Linked DNA regions of Homo sapiens: region 1 is linked to region 2. A link is a loop called in an ENCODE intact Hi-C map of the cell type or tissue named here. Cell type or tissue: prostate gland. All regions are shown on one strand.

Region 1 (5,000 bases), 150 kb before region 2:
TGACTCACACAGCTTTCCCCTCCTTTTGTACCATCACCTCACAAGTACATCCTTTCCATACCTCAGTGTCTCCATCTGTACTATGAGCAGTGCCCCCAGAGCCCAACCCACAGCCTTCAAAATTACCAGGCCATTGTATGCCACTGAGTCTCTTCCCAAACTGCATCCTCTGCCTCCTTGTCCACCTTCCAAACACCTGTTTACCTTTCAAGTCTCCCAACACCCCTCAGTACGATGCAGTGGCTGCCTCTTTTGCCTTCCCTCCCTCCCTGCACTCTGAACAATATCCCAGCAGGACACCCAAATAAGACATTTGAATGCTTTGTGGACATGTCTGTGCCTCCCACCAGATGGTGAGCTCGGAGAGGGTGGGAGTGATCTCTGATGCATTTCTGTTTCTCTGGGGCCCAACGCAGAACAAATCACTGAGATGTTTGTGGAAGGGGTGAGGTGTGGGGGGCTGGGGAGAGGGGCAGATGGTCTTTTCAATGCGGAGTCTACCGAGGTATTTGTGGCCTTCATTCAATCAAAAACTGTTAGGATAAATGAACATTTATGATAGTTCTAGGATATATCAATTTTGAGATGGTGAGGGCAAAGCCAGGGGGCTGCCATCCACTGACTGCAAGCTGGAAACAGGAAAGACAAGTATACTAAGGTTGGGGGTAGTGATGTGAGATGGATGACTCCCAGGGCTATGAAGCCTTCCTACTGAGGCTAAAAAGCCTCTGGAAAAATAGGTCCCAACAGCCACAGGGCACAACAGGCAGATGCTGCTGGCCCAAAACAACGAACCCATCACACAAAGGCAGATTTCTTTCTAGAAGGCTGGAATCCTCTAGAGGCTTTGTGGAAAGGGGAGACATGGGAGCCTGATAAAGGGGCAACATCTTGAGTCACACAGGCATGAAGGGCAGGGGCATGGAAGGGAAGTCTGCCCCTGCCCTTTCTGTTTCACTCAGCTGCCCTAAAACTGGTGGGCACTGGCCCAGCCCCAGGGCTTGTAGGGTTGTACCTGGATCCTAAATGCATAGATAGCCATATCTGACAGAGGCCAGAGATGTTAATGAGGCCATTCCCCAGCCTCTATGCCTTTGGAGGTCCCTCGGTAGATGGTGGCCATGGGGGTCACATAGGAGGGAGACCAGGCTATGGGGCTGGCTCAGAAGAGTTTGGCAGGGTCCCAGCAGGCCTGCCCTGGCACAGAGATGTGAACGCACGGCCGTTGCAACTGGTCTAATTGCTGTCTCATCAGCTCTCCTAGGGGCTCATTCCAGAGACAAGCAAAGGGAGGTTTCTGCTGTGAGACTTGAGGGAGCCTGAAGAGAGGTGGAGGGGCCAGCACCTTGAAAGGCACTGACAAACCCCAGCACGCCCAGGGCAGAGACCCAAGTCTGGGGGTATGGCAGGGAGAGGCAGGGAGCAAAATGGCCAGGAGGGAAGGGACTAACTTTCCCGTCGGCTGCTCTTGGCTCCCCCCTTGATCCTGTGTCTCTCCCTAGTTAATGTTCCATATCTCCTTTTCCAGGGTCCTTATTGGGCTGTCCCCACTTCCCCACCTGTCCTCCACACCTCAGACCACTGCTGACAGCTTCCCAGCTTCCCATCCCTACTTCAGCTGTCACCCAGGACCTCAAAAACCTAATTACAAGAATCAGCGGACTTAGCTCGTGGAACCTCTCAGTCACATTTGATATTTGTGACTACTTCCTGCTATGTGACAATTGCGACTCCCTAATCCTCTACTGTCTACTCAGACATGGCTTTCCTAGTTCTCCTCCGGCTTCTTTGACCATTCTTTCTCAGTCTCTTTCCCAGGCCCCTATTCTCCAGTATGCCCCTTAAATGTCGGGTCACCTCCCCTACGGATGCTCTCCCTGGCTCTCTCAGCCCCTCCTGCGGCTTCCACCACCTCCTCTCAGCAAGTAAATTCCATGTAACCTCAGCCTGGGCTACTCCCCCAAGCATCAGCTAGTACAGACATTTACCCAGTGGTCATCATCAAAGACACTTCAAACCCACCTTGCCCCAAACAGAATTTATACTCCCAGACCACACCTCATTGCTCCAGACCCACACCACACTTCATTTCAGCTTTATTTCTCCAGGGGTAACCCTACCATCCACCCAAGTTCCTGGCTAGAAACCTTTGCTCCTCCCTCTCCCTTGCTCCTCACATCTAATTAGTTACTGTGACCTGCCAATTTTACCTCCTTAATAGCTCTGGAATCCATCCCAAGCATTCCATCCCTACAAACACGGCCGGAATCCAGGCCTTTATCATTTCTCTGCCACCAGAGTGCGTCCTCCTCGGACCAGCCTCCACACTACAGCCACTTAGACCTTTCCTGCAGACAAATCTGAGCATGTAATTCTCCAATTCAAATCTGCCAGTGACTCCCCACTGCCCCCAGAGGAGAGTCTAAGTTCCTGAGCCTGGCGCACAGGCCCTTGAGATCCGGCCCCTGCTCACCTATCCCACCTCCCAGCCCTGGAAGGGATTGTGCTTTCATGCTATGCTCTATAGTCTCACCTTACTCTTCTGCTGGCAAGCTTCTACTCACACAGGCAGCTTGGTGGAGTGGTTGAGAGTGTGGGCTCAGGGCCCTGACTGCCTAACCAGGAAAGTCACTTATCCTCTCTGGGCCTCAGTTTCCCTATCTGTAAAATGGGGGTGAAGACTGTTTTTACCCCTTAAGGTTGTATTTCTCTTACAAGGGAATAAATTAGATCATGCATGTAAAGCACTTACAACAGTGCCTGACACACATGAAGCACTGTAGAGTGTTAACCACTATTTATTATTCCCCTTTAAGAACCAGTGCGGACAATACCGTATCTGTGAAGCCACACCCTCCTCTGAGACTACGTGCTCCTCTTCTGGCTCCTTCTGGGACTCTAGAGCCCTGGCTAACTTCTATCACAACACTTGAGACCATCTGCCTGCTGCTTGACCTTTCTCCCTTGCTACTTGATATCCAGGACTGAAGTCTACCCATATTTGCATCTCTGGCACCTAGCCCATGACTTTTCATATGGGCCTCAGACTAGCCTGAGATCAGTACTACAATATTATCATGTCCATTCTGCAGATGAAGAAATTGAGGCTCAGAGAGGTAAAGGCAATTTTCCAAGATCGCACAGCTAGAAATTAGCAAAACGTGGGTTTAAACCCAGATCTGCAGGATTCCGAACCCCACGATCTTTCTACTTTATCTAACTCCTTGGGGGAGGGGAGTCTTGAAATCTTGTCCTAGAAGGAAAGATTAAAGAACTAGTGGATGCTCTGCCTAGAGGAGAGACAACTCAGGAGCAAGGACAATCCCCTCCCTTCCCACCCATCTGCCTGAAGCCTACTGGTGCTGGTATGTGTGTTTCAATGTTGATGCCAATGCGTGTGTTGGACACGTGTGCAATGAGGTCATGCCAGAATGCTAGAGATGGAAACCTTCATCTCAGAGCCCCTGCTCACCTTTATATAGTTCTCCAGAGTTTACAAAATGTTTTTGCATCTCATCTCATCATTTGATCAGCCTCACGCACCTGGGATGTGGTAGTCATGCCCCAGACAGGGCAGTGAACTGCCGCAAGTCACCCAGAAGTGGCAGAGCTGGGACTCCAACATTTAGTCAATGCATAAAGTCTGCAGCAAGCCCCTTCCTTCCAGCAGGAAGCCTGAGGATTCTGAGACTGTGGCTGGGGAAGTTATTCCCCCAAAGAAAAGGGATGTGAATGCTGGGTGTGGCCCAACCTAGAGAGAGGACAGGCGAGAGAGAAGGTCTCTCAGACTCAGGGTTCCCATCTGCAAATGGAATAACACCCCCACCCTCACATGGTAGGCGTAAGTCTCAAAAGAGATGATATACGTAAAATGAAACAAATGCCTGGTCTGTCCTAAGCACCCAACAGATACCACACTGCAGCTTAACTCGTGGAAAGCTTGTTTGAAACAGTGGCAAAGGTGTTCAAGGAAAGCCTGCCTGTCAAGAATTAGGCAGAGCTGGGTTTTGAAATGCCATCTCTGCCCCTTACCAACTGTAGGGCCTTAAGAAAGTCACATAAACCCTCCAAGTTTTTGCTGCCTCATTTGTAGGATGGAGACAATGAAGTCTACCTGACAGAATCGTTGTGAACGGCCACATGCGAGTATGTGTGTAAAATGGCTGACACAGGAGCTGGCACTAATAGAGTCATTATTATTGTTCTCACAGATTAGATGGCAGAGCCAGTGATGAAGACTCTGGAGCCATACCACCTGGGTTCTAAGCCCAGCTTTATCTACTAGCTATGTGACCCTCAGCAAGTCACTTCACTTCTCTGTGCCTTGGTTTCTTCAGCACACGTACGGTTGGGATTAAATAAGTGACTACATGTCAAATGCTTCTGGCAAAGGGTACATGCTCTGAGTGTTGGTGAGCATTGTTATTATCAGACAAAGGCCCGAGAGGCATGAAATAGTGTCCCTCTTCTCCCAGGGCATCACATCCCCTTCGTGAACAAAGACATTAGTTGAGGCCAGTTTGAACAGATTAATGGGGTTCCTTTCATTCAGCTTCCTAAAGGCATAAAATGACCCCTCCTGAGCTGGGGCCCTGCTTGTAAGGATAACTGTGTGCAAGCCAGTCTTCAGCCAAGATGCCCTAGGCTGTCCCCCAGATTCAGCCAGAACTGTCCAGAGTCCTTGCAAAGGGCTTTGTTGGGCTCGGAGAGCTCAGAAAACATTACCTGCTATCCCTCTCCCTTCTTGGGAGGCCAGAGGTGGCCGTTAAGGAATAGATCCACCGTTCACACACCTAACTCTGGCCCCCACGGCTGTGGGCGGTAGGGGCTTGGCTACGTGGGCTCAGCAGCAGCAGGAGGACCGGGTAGGGCAGAGTTGGGGGCCAACACCTGGGGTCCAGGCCCAGGCGGTGGAGGGCCGACAATGCTGCCTGAAGTTCCTGTTCTGGCTCCATTTACAACAGGCTTCCTGGAGTCACGGTGCATTTTCCCAGGCGCCT
Region 2 (5,000 bases):
CTGGCCCAGAACAGGTGATGAAAACAAAATGAATTCCCTCCTGCATCCCCTTCCCTCTTTCTCCAGGCACTAAATATTTGTTCTATTTTTGTTTGGGGCCCAAGCCCCTCCCAGGCCCCACCCTCACCTGCCTAGGTATCAGGGATTAGAAAACAAAAATTGGCCCTAGGACCTCCAGAGATCCAGAGCACCAATGAAGGACCTCTTAGGCAGTTTCTCCTGAGCATTTGTAGCCAAGACCTAAATATCTGGGCCAGTAATGCCCTGCCTGGCTGTCTGGGAGGCTCCCTTTGGGAATTAAGGAGGCTGCAAGATCCCTGGGTCTTTCCCCTGCCCATCTGCTCCCCCTCCCCAAGGCTGCTGAGAGGCTGAGGTGATGGATGGGGCTCTGACTTCCCCTCACCACTTCTTTGATGAGAAGAAAGAAAAGTCCACCTGAGTCTCAAATCAAAAACAGGTGAATTGCCTCTAAGTCAGGCTGGGCCCTCTCTGGGGTCTACAGGAAGGTTGGGGGCTGAGGGGAGAAAGGGAGAATGTGATAAATCACACTGTCAGGTGGGGGTGCTACCCTCCAGCTGCAACAAGGACCACTGGCAGCTCCAGAGCTGCCTCCTCCGAGGATGGGTGTGTGCCCAGAACAAGAGCTGGGGAACAGGCAATCATCCCTAACGACTCCCACCTCCCATCCTGCCCCCAGTTCTGTCATGCACACATACAACTTCCTTCACATCACCAATCCCCCAAAGCACGTGCCAGGTGGCAACACCACCTCACCTGCGTTCTTATATCCCCAGCATGCTCACAGCTGGGAGGCGCGAGCCTCGGGGCCTGGTCTCAGCTCGCCACCACCTTGCTGCATGTACCTGGGCAAGTCTTTGCCCCTCTCTGGACCGCAGTTTCCTGATTCATCCCACAAGGGGCTAAGTTCTTTTGGAAGCTAAGAGGTGAAAGGCAGGCAATGGCCCTTGGGTGTGTACCCTGGGGTAGAGCTGGAGGGTGGAGTGAGGACCACAGTGGTCCCATATATTGGTGTTTGACTTATCTCTGCCCCAGACCTCTTCCAGCACTGACATTCTACAATTCCAGGCACCAAGAGCTGCCCAGATCCTCAGAGTCAGGGAGCAACTATGCCAGACAGATTCCCCAACATGCTGACATCAGGGCCCACACCCAACCCCAGTCCCTCTTCCAGTGCAACTCACAGACACAGACAGACTCCTCTCTGTCACACCAGTGGCCCCTAGCATTTTAAAGGGGGCCATGGGGACAGAGGGTGAATCTGGGAGAAGCCATGCTCAGGCCTCCTGGGATTGACAGTCACCACTGAAAAATGAAAAAAATAGAGGACGGACTGGGAGAGTCCTCAGATATCTACCTCTCCATTGTCTTCAGGGGCAAACTGAAGCCCAGGGAGAGGATGGGAAAGGTCACACGGCCAGGGCCAGAGGTCAGAGCCGGAGCTGGGATCAGGCCCCAGGTCTCTGGATTCTCAATCTCCCTCCCCTCCAGAAAAGGCTGCACTTGCTAAGAGGACTGGAGGGTTTCTGACCCACAGCTGCCTCCACTCCCAGATTCCAGCAGCGCTGGATGTTCCCTCCCTCACTCCCTGTCTCAACCCGCAAAACCTGGGAGCGAGCCCACAGCCCTGGGAAGAGGCAGGGCCAAGGCCCACTCCACCCTAACATCCCGACTCCTCCAGGGAGAGGCCGCCCGAGCCAGGGCAGAGGGAAAGGAGAGGGAAAGCAGAAGAGAATGGAGAAGGGGGAAGGAGGAGGGGAGAGAAGAGAAGGGAGAAGAGAGGAGGACAAGGGGAGAGGAGCAGGAGGGGGGAGAGAGAAGCGGGGAGTGAAAGCTGAAAGCTGATAAGGAAGAAAGGAGGGGAAAGGTCCGAGGAGAGGAGATGGAACGTGGGCTCTGAGAAGGGAGAAGGCTGACCAGGCGGGGAGTGGAGGGAGGGCAGGTAGGAGAGATACACCCAAAAAAGGGACAAGCTGAAGACAAGAGCAAGGGAAAGGGGTGGGCAGAGGGGCAGGGAAGAGGGCTTCAGCCCAGGGGACTCCCCTCCCCACGTTTCACGGACCTCCCCCAGGGGCAGTGGGGGCGAATTGAAAATGAAACACCTCGTCCCCGGGCCCAGGGATGTGACCCTCGGCATAAGAGGATTAGGGAGGCTTCCAAGAGGAAATGGGGAGGGTGCCAGGAGTGGGGGAGCCGAATGCAAACTCCTGCTGCCCCCGCACCCCCCCCGCCAACGCCGGCAGAAAGTGCGCGCCTCCACGCCCATTGGAGCCATGGAGCGCCAGTGCCCCCTTGTGGCCATGGCCCTTGGCTCACCCGGCCGCAGCGGCGGTCTAGAAAACTGGGGGAAAGGGTGCACGGGGTGGACCTTTGGACACCTGAAGGGTACGAGTGCGACGAAAATCCAGGGGGTGGGTCAGTGACTTTGCTGGAGGCCTCCAAACCCTTCAAGCATCAGTAAAGACCTCAATAGTGAGCCTGGGCGTTTCTCGTTGGCCTCTCCCACCCTTGCAAGGGTGGCTCACAAGGCATGGGCTGGAGGCTCTAAGGCACAAAAAAACCAGCGCACATCCACGCCTCCGAATGCCACGCTCACCCCAGCGGCACAGTTTCCGTCCTTATCCTGGCCTCTGCCTCTCATCAGCCTCTGGGTGCCTCCCACTTCACTCCCAAGGGCCTGCTTCCCTAGGCCATAGCGCACAGCCTGTGTTTGTGTGTGCGTGTGTGTGTGCGGCGGAGTGTAGAGGTTCTTGTCCACAGTGAGGGGTGGAACTGAGCTGGATAAGACACTTACCGGGAAGAGTCAAGAACCCTGGGTTCCAACTTGCTTCCATGGCTGTCTTGCTGTGCAACTTTGAGCATGTCTTTGCCCTCTCTGGGCCTCAGGCTCCCCATCTGGAAGCAAAAGACTTGGCCTCAATGATTTCTAAGGGTCTATCCAGCCCTCTACACTCTATCTCTATCTCTAACACTCTAACTCTATCATTCCAAAAGAGAGAGCTTGAGGAAGAAACTAGTCCAACGCAAGGGAGAATTAGTAAGTACTCCATTGTCGTGTGGAGAAGGGGTTTGCAACTATAATCAGGTGGACATCCCACCCAGCCCTTGGCCCCAACTCCTCCTCCAGTGCCCTCAGCAATACTTCTGCCCCAGATCTGCACAGAGACGCCTGTGGGTTTCAAACTCAGGCCCGCTCAGTGGGACTGGGGTAACTTCTTCCACGCCAGAGGTCCAGGGCAAGAGGCCAGCCGCCCTCCTCAGTCCCTCACCATGACAGGGGGTGCAGAACTCCTTATGTGTCCATTCAAAGCCCAGAGCCCCAGAGTGGATGGAAAGTGCAAGGTCAGCAAGATCTCTTCTCTTCAGTGAGCCCAGCTCAAGGCAGGAGACTCAGCCTGGAAATGGAGAAACCTGAGCCTGGCTCAGCTCCCCCAGAGAGGAGGGGAGGGAGGGGAGGAAGCACAGGGAGGTGAAGGGCACCTCAAGGAGGCAGCCTGTCTCAGGCAGGAGATACCTTGCCCAGTGCTGAGAAAGCCATGAAGGAGAACGAAGCCCTGAAAGGTGTGGGGTGGAGGAGGCAGGGTCACCCAGCTAGGGAAATGAACCAGAAAGAAGGCAAAGAGTGTCTTTGGTTTGAGTCAGTTAGGTGCTTGAGTCTGTCAGTTATTTTTTCTCTGCCTCAATTTCCTCATCTGCAAAATGGGGGTAATAGTATTCACATCACTGAGCTGTTGTGAGGATTACATGAGTTAACATTTGTAAAAAGCACTTAGAACATTCCCTGGTACCTAGTCCGTAATTTTGTTTTATTTCTATTTTTAACCCCCAGGAAATCCCGTCCCAGAGCATACAGTCTGAGGAATCCTGGAATGCTCTAAGACCCTTATACTTAAAGACTTAAAAGAATTGATCAGGGCCGGGCACGGTGGCTCACGCCTGTAATGCCAGCACTTTGGGAGGCCGAGGCAGTTGGATTGCTTGGGGCCAGAGTTGGAGACCAGCCTGGGCAACATGGTGAAACCCTATCTCTACAAAAAATACAAAAAAATTAGCCGAGTGTGGTGGTGCATGCCTGTGGTCCCAGCTGCTCAGGAGGCTGAGGTGGGAGGATCACCTGGGCCCAGGAGGTGGAGGCTGCAGTGAGCTGTGATCACCCACTGCACTCCCGTCTGGGACAGGAGTGAGACCCTGTCAAAAAAAAAAAAAAAAAAGAGAGAAAGAAAAGAAAGAAAGAACAGCTGAGCGTGGTGGCTCATGCCTGTAATCCCAGCACTTTGGGAGGCCGAGGCGGGCGGATCACAAGGTCAGGAAATCAAGACCATCCTGGCTAACATGGTGAAACCCCGTTTCTACTAAAAATAGAAAAAATTAGCCGGGCATGGTGGCGGGCACCTGTGGTCCCAGCTACTCGGGAGGCTGAGTCAGGAGAATGGCATGAACCCGGGAGGCGGAGCTTGCAGTGAGCCGAGATAGCGCCACTGCACTCTAGCCTGGGCAACAGAGCAGACTCTGTCTCAAAAAAAAAAAAAAAGAAAGAAAAAAAGAAAAGAAAAGAAAGAAAGAGAGAGAGAAAGAAAAGAAAAGAAAGAATTGATCAGGTTCAAATTTCACTCCTCAGCTCCCTGCTACCCATTATGAATACAAATAGGTCAATCTAAGCTCACAGACTGAAAAAGACTTACCTAAGATCACACAGCAAATTGTGGCTCAGTTGAGGTTTCTTCACTGCCAGGCCTGAACCTCACTGTTTGTCCTTCCCTAGACTGGTGTCCTTTGGTATCTCTGCTTGCCAGCTCTGACCCTAAATCTTAGATGGGATCTCAGCAAGTGTCCCAGTGGCTGGACCACAGCTCTGAGACTGGGAGGCTCTCTTTCGGTTTGTTGAAGGTCCTGTCTGGCAGTTAGTTCATCTCTTCACTCCTGTGTCCCTTGGAACCAGTTTTTCCAGCTGAAAGGAACCTTGGAGGTCAGCTGGTCCCCAA

What was found. Hi-C counts contacts between places; a loop is a spot of excess contacts. Peaks named below come from ENCODE experiments on the same cell type or tissue, not always from the same donor. Only the 100,000 strongest peaks of a DNase experiment are listed, where the experiment ranks them.
Region 1: a loop joins it to region 2, with 2.8 times the contacts of the local background. A loop is called at or near these places in 8 of 110 quality-filtered maps.

The regions. Positions count from the first base shown.
Region 1 is chrX:69,131,764-69,136,763 of GRCh38, forward strand. LOC107985646 (a long non-coding RNA gene) reads left to right here. Exons shown (of 3, transcript XR_001755985.2): 3 at 4,212-4,313. Among named protein-coding and RNA genes, the nearest start is that of PJA1, 31 kb to the right of the region's middle. In prostate gland, a CTCF peak has its summit at 2,426; no DNase peak of the experiment used is centred here.
Region 2 is chrX:69,283,862-69,288,861 of GRCh38, forward strand. No RefSeq gene overlaps it. Among named protein-coding and RNA genes, the nearest start is that of LINC00269, 110 kb to the left of the region's middle. RefSeq lists an enhancer at 2,137-3,118. In prostate gland, a CTCF peak has its summit at 2,326 (motif pointing left); DNase peaks (open chromatin) are centred at 1,630 and 2,260; H3K4me3 peaks cover 431 bases; H3K27ac peaks cover 629 bases.